2 separate regions of the Homo sapiens genome follow, and region 2 is linked to region 1. A link is an interaction called in ENCODE POLR2A ChIA-PET data of the cell type or tissue named here. Cell type or tissue: Panc1. All regions are shown on one strand. Each heading gives the region's core, and the rest is flanking DNA. Links, peaks and the distances in the headings are about the cores only.

Evidence for each region. Peaks named below come from ENCODE experiments on the same cell type or tissue, not always from the same donor. Only the 100,000 strongest peaks of a DNase experiment are listed, where the experiment ranks them.
Region 2: POLR2A ChIA-PET joins it to region 1 with 5 read pairs; 1 of 35 experiments calls an interaction of 5 or more read pairs at or near these places.

What each region holds. Positions count from the first base shown.
Region 1 is chr16:88,237,181-88,240,084 of GRCh38, forward strand. It overlaps a transcript of ZNF469 not described here. Among named protein-coding and RNA genes, the nearest start is that of LINC02182, 44 kb to the left of the region's middle. In Panc1, for the core only: no CTCF peak of the experiment used is centred there; a DNase peak (open chromatin) is centred at 1,721; H3K27ac peaks cover 1,388 bases.
Region 2 is chr16:87,855,562-87,858,465 of GRCh38, forward strand. The region is part of intron 1 of SLC7A5 (solute carrier family 7 member 5); the gene reads right to left. Among named protein-coding and RNA genes, the nearest start is that of MIR11401, 3.1 kb to the left of the region's middle. RefSeq lists a silencer at 374-562. In Panc1, for the core only: no CTCF peak of the experiment used is centred there; no DNase peak of the experiment used is centred there; H3K4me3 peaks cover 1,453 bases; H3K27ac peaks cover 1,104 bases.

The DNA of each region.
Region 1 (2,904 bases), core at 322-2,821:
CTCACCCTCCCTGCCCTCTGTGCTCCTGCCAGTCACCCTCCCTGCCCTCTGTGCTCCTGCCACGCACCCTCCCTGCCCTCCGTGCTCCCGCCACTCACCCTCCCTGCCCTCCGTGCTCCCGCCACTCACCCTCCCTGCCCTCCGTGCTCCTGCCACTCACCCTCCCTGCCCTCTGTGCTCCTGCCAGTCACCCTCCCTGCCCTCTGTGCTCCTGCCAGTCACCCTCCCTGCCCTCCGTGCTCCTGCCACTCACCCTCCCTGCCCTCCGTGCTCCTGCCACTCACCCTCCCTGCCCTCCGTGCTCCTGCCACGCACCCTCCCTGCCCTCCTTGCTCCTGCCACGCACCCTCCCTGCCCTCCGTGCTCCTGCCACTCACCCTCCCTGCCCTCCGTGCTCCTGCCACTCACCCTCCCTGCCCTCTGTGCTCCTGCCAGTCACCCTCCCTGCCCTCCTTGCTCCTGCCACTCACCCTCCCTGCCCTCCGTGCTCCTGCCACTCACCCTCCCTGCCCTCTGTGCTCCTGCCAGTCACCCTCCCTGCCCTCCGTGCTCCTGCCACGCACCCTCCCTGCCCTCCTTGCTCCTGCCACTCACCCTCCCTGCCCTCCTTGCTCCCGCCACTCACCCTCCCTGCACTCTGTGCTCCTGCCAGTCACCCTCTGCCCAGCCCCGGCAGCTGCTGATCTTTCTTGTTTTCATGGTTTTGCCTTTTCCTGAATGTCATGGAGTTGGAATCACACAGTATCCAGCCTTCTCCAATGGGCTTCTTCACCTAGCAGCACCTAAGACTCCTCCCTGCCTTTTCACAGCCTGGCAGTTCCTTTCTTTATAGCACTGAAAAATATTCCATTGTCTGGAGGGACCCCAGCCCATCCATTCACCTATGAAGGTATCTTGGTTTCTCCTAAGTTTCTGGAGATGATGAAATCCACCCTCTAATTTTCACCTGTTTCTCTGTGCTCCGCCCCTCCCAACTGGGAGCTCTGACGGGGAGGGGGATGCCCACGCTGCCATGTGGCCGGCAGCACCCACTCACCCTGTGTCTGCTGAACTGCATGGTAGGGAACAGAAGGGAGGCTGGAAGTTCCCCGTGGGAAGGGAGAGAGGAATGAGCCCTTCTGTCCCTCTGTCGGGTGGAGAGCCGCACAAGTGACACACAGGGGTCCCTCCCTGATGCTGCTGGGAAGGAGGCAGGAGGAAGGGATGTCCCAAAGTGGGACGCAGAGACCCTAGATAGATAGACCCTAGGTAGACCCTAAATAGACCCTAGATAGACCCTAAATAGATAGACCCTGGATAGATAGACCCCAGATAGACTCTAGGTAGACCCGAGGTAGACTGCCTGGGTCTTTCCAAGCCAACTTGAGGGCTTCCCTTAGGAGGCCACTGTCCAGGTCCTCTCTGGGTTGGAGACTGGGGTTTGCCAATCACCACTTAATTTAAACACTTTAAAATGTATATATCTGAGAACATTCAGGACCAGAAGGCAGTGAAGTTGATAGCTTCCTATCAACCCTCTTAAAACCATGGAGATCCCAGCCTTCTCTGCAGGGAAGGGGGCAGAGCCCGGAACCTGACCCTGGGGCAGCCATGCCCTGTGATAATCCACCAGAGCCCAGCAGCCCACTGTCCTTGTTGAGAAGAGCAGGCGCCTCTGCTTTGTAGTGGAATCACTGCATACAGAACATGCTTCTGAAAGTTCCTGCCCCTCAGCCTTGTGGAGATCCGGCCTCCCTCCCTCCCATGGCCTTGGCTGTCTGCCCAGCTTCAGGAGATACAGTCCAGCCTCCTTGGTGACTGTGTGAGGCTGGGTGAGTCACTGCCCCCTTTCTGACCTTGTCTGATTCATGGTAAAACGGGCTATGAGTAACTGGTTTAATCTTGCACATGAACTGGGATTGACTGGTAATGGCTGTCTGGAGTCTGGGTCTAGCTCTGTGTAGATTAGACATGTCTGCCATGGTGCGGGTGAGGGAGGTGGGGTTGTGCCGAAGTCTCTGCCATCGGCTATTCTCTGGGGTTTTTCTACTGGTCCTACTCGTTTTTGTTCATTTTATAATCCAGAGTTGTGAGTTGGGTAGATCAGCTGGGAAAAAATTGAAAAGTAGTTGTTTTAATTATTTCCCCTTTATGTGGTTAAAAAGAAGATGAAGAAGATTCTTTAAGTTCTAGCATTGACTGTTGAAAGCCACTTATATAAAAGGTGCCAAGAACTACAGGATTCTTTCATCTACTGCTTTGCTTCAGGTGAGACTTGGAATATGATGGGATCAGGAATGGGTCTGAGTGCGAATTTTCATGATGGTCTCTCTTTTTTTTTTTTTTTGAGACGGAGTCTCGCTCTGTCACCAGGCTGGGGTGCAGTGGCGCGATCTCGGCTCACTGCAAGCTCCGCCTCCCAGGTTCACGCCATTCTCCTGCCTCAGCCTCCCGAGTAGCTGGGACTACAGGCACCTGCCACCACGCCCGGCTTATTTTTTTTTTTTGTATATATATATATATATATATATATATATATATATATATATATATATATTTTTTTTTTTTTTTTTTTTTTTTTTAGTAGAGACAGGGTTTCACTGTGTTAGCCAGGATGGTCTCCATCTCCTGACCTCGTGATCTGCCTGCCTTGGCCTCCCAAAGTGCTAGGATTACAGGTGTGAGCCACCATGCCTGGCTAACAATCACTGTGGTCTCTTAATGACAGTGTTATCTTGCATGCCCAGAAATTTACATTATTTCCAGCTTGAAATTGCCCAGCTAGGTAGGTATTACAATCTGATGGTGGAAAAGCTCAGGCAGACCTGCCCAGGCCCCATTGGCGGTGGAGGGGCTGCTGCTCTGGCCTGTGCTCGGGGCCATCGATCCTCCTGCCCAGAGAAGAGCCAAACACCCATGCCCATT
Region 2 (2,904 bases), core at 182-2,681, 380 kb before region 1:
CTCCCTGCCTGATGCCCGTGAACGCTCACCTCTGCGGCAGCCGGCTCTGCTCACCTCCCCTGATGCTGGCATCTTGGTCTCCTGGCCCCAACTCTGTCCAGCTCCTGATAAAATCCCGCTACAAGCAAAGGGATGATCCCCCAGGGTCCAGTGTTGGAGGAGAGGGGTGGGGGAAGGGCCAGTAACAGGTGTGTTCAATATGGAGAGCAGGTGGGACCTGTGGGCCCCGGCTGGGTGGGGACCCCGCAGGCCCCATGAACCCACCCCACACGGACTAATGCCTGATTCTTTCAGGTAATAAACATGTACCAGGTACAGGAGCATCCGTGGATAGGGTTCAGGGTCAGCCACAATGAAAATCCTCTCTGTTGGCCACAGAGGCTGCTCCCTGGGCCGCCGGTCCTCACCTGCCCCCGAGCCAGGCACAGCAGTGAGTCCTGCAGGGCTCAGCACCTTGGCCTGTCTGTAAGTGGGAGTACCCAGTGAACATGATCCTCCCGGGCCCCTTCGAGCCCAAACACAGCCACTGTGAGTGCCCCAGGCAGGCGTCCAGCCCAGGCAGGCATCCTGCAGTCCCTTCTGTCATTTTCAGACCCAACAGAAACAGAAGTGCTCCTGCCAGGCCCCCGAGGACTGCCTCCAGGAGTCATCTGTAATGACAGGCTGTGTTCCGCGCACGGTTTCAGAGTCTGTCCAGAGGGCCAATGCTGGGGCTGGGGCAGAGATGGTCCAAGGCCTGTGAGCTGTGCAGCTTTATAGGCAAATGACGATTGTTTACCCAGAACTGCCTGCTGGAGACAGCACAGAGGAAGTGGCCGGCAGCTTCATCAGTTCCAGGAAGCCCAGGCAGCCTGGTCCCCCAGGGTGCACCGGGCACAGCAGTTCGCACGGGGCCGGAGAGCGGCAGCTGACCACAGCAACTACAGCTGGCCCGACACCGGGCACAGGTACCAGCCCAGCCCAGTCCCGCCCAGTGCAGCCTGTGGCCCCTAGCGGAGCCAGCACCTGGCAAACCTGACACCCAGCCTTGGAGCTTGGGCCCCCCTCTGCAGCTGGCTGGGGCTCCTGAGACAGCTTCTTTGTCGGAATCCACTCGGTACGCACAGGGCCCCGAACTTGGTGGCTGCCCAGTGCACATGGGGCTTTAGTAGAACCAGTACCTTCCTCCCTGGCCCCTTCAAGTCTAAATATCCCCTGCTCTGAGTACAAGCCTCCACCTTCTCCACCGACAGACAGCCCCCACCATCTCCCGTGTCATCCCCCGGGGGAACTTATAAAAGCAGTGGTGGGGGAGGCGGATGGAAACCCAGAGCTTCTGATCAGGCAGGTCCGGGAGATGGAGACAACACATCTGCACAGAACAAGGTCCCAGGGAGGCTGGTGCTGCCGGCCTGGGGAGCGCCCCCAGCACAGGCGCGTGCTTCCCTGATGGACACGTCACCGCCCCGGGCTCCAGAAAATGAATGTGTCTGACCCAGTGACCCCTGTCCTCACCCAAGGCCAACCTCACCCCAGAATGGGCTGGAATGCCAAGCCTGCCCATGCCGGCTCCAGATCCACCTGCCTCCCTGCCACTGCTGGCCAGAGAGAGAGGTCAAAGTGGTCCGGAAACCCCAAGGAAAATGAAGCAGTTCCGGGGCAGGGAAGCAAAGGCAGCGTTCACATTTTTTTTTTTTTTGAGACGAAGTCTCGCTCTTGTCGCCCAGGCTGGAGTGCAGTGGTACGATCTTGGCTCACTGCAACCTCCGCCTCCTGAGTTCAAGCCATTCTCTCACATCTACCTCCCGAGTAGCTGCAGCCTCCGCCTCTGGGGATCAAGTGATTCTCCTGCCTCAGCCTCCTGCCTCAGTAGCTGGGATTACTGACACCTGCCACCACACCGGCCTAATTTTTGTATTTTTAGTAGAGACAAGCGTTCACCATGTTGGCCGGGCTGGTCTCGAACTCCTGACCTCAGGCGATCCGCCCACCTTGGCCTCCCAAAGTGTTGGGATTACAGGCGTGAGCCACCGCGCCTGGCCGGGATGGTCTGCTTATAATGGCTCAATTTTGATGCCCAGTCTCTGCAGAGCACAAGGCCCCACCTTTGGGCCGGACATACAGATGTCCCTGGGCAAACAGAGAGATGATCCCAAGGCCCTGGCCCCACCTGTCTGCTCAGTGTTGAAACAGATTTCTGTGAAAACAAATTACTAACAGGCTGGTGTCACATTTTCAAATTCTGTCACCAGCCCTTGAACACATGTCTTTGTACTTTTTTCCATTTTTAACCGGGGCTGAGTTACGCCCAACCACACTGTCCTGGCTGGCACGGGGGAGGAGGTGTCAGCTGCTGTCCAGAATGGGGCTGACACATTCATTTTAAACAGGCCAGGAAGATGCAGATTTGGCAAGCTCTGAAATTTGCCAACATCCCAAGTCCAGGGTAAGCAGGAGAACTGGAAAAGGGCAGCTTCTCATGTGGTCAGGTTCTCCTGACACAAGCGTCCTGGTGGATTTGGGTTTCCCAAGGGTCCTGACTCCAGGAGACCCCCAGGGCTGACAGGAAGGGCCACCGCTCCCTCTGAAACTCTGAAACCAGGCCACCCGGTGCTGAAATGCTGTGTGAACTCCGGCAAGTTCCTTTGCAGGGACTGAGCCTCCCTTTCCTGTTTCCAACAGACTGGAACAACTGCCTCCTGCTGCATGGGCGAAATACCTCGCGGACGTGTCTTACGGCGCCCCATGAAAGCATCACCATTAATCTGACCAGTCACCGCAGCATGAGTATCTTCAGGGCACAGATGAAGCCGTGGGCACCAGTGATAAGGAGTTGCCACTGCTGGCTAAGTGCGGAGCCTCACACATCTGTGGTCCGGAAACCCACGCCCCACTCCAAACCCTCTACAGCTCCAACAGTTATGC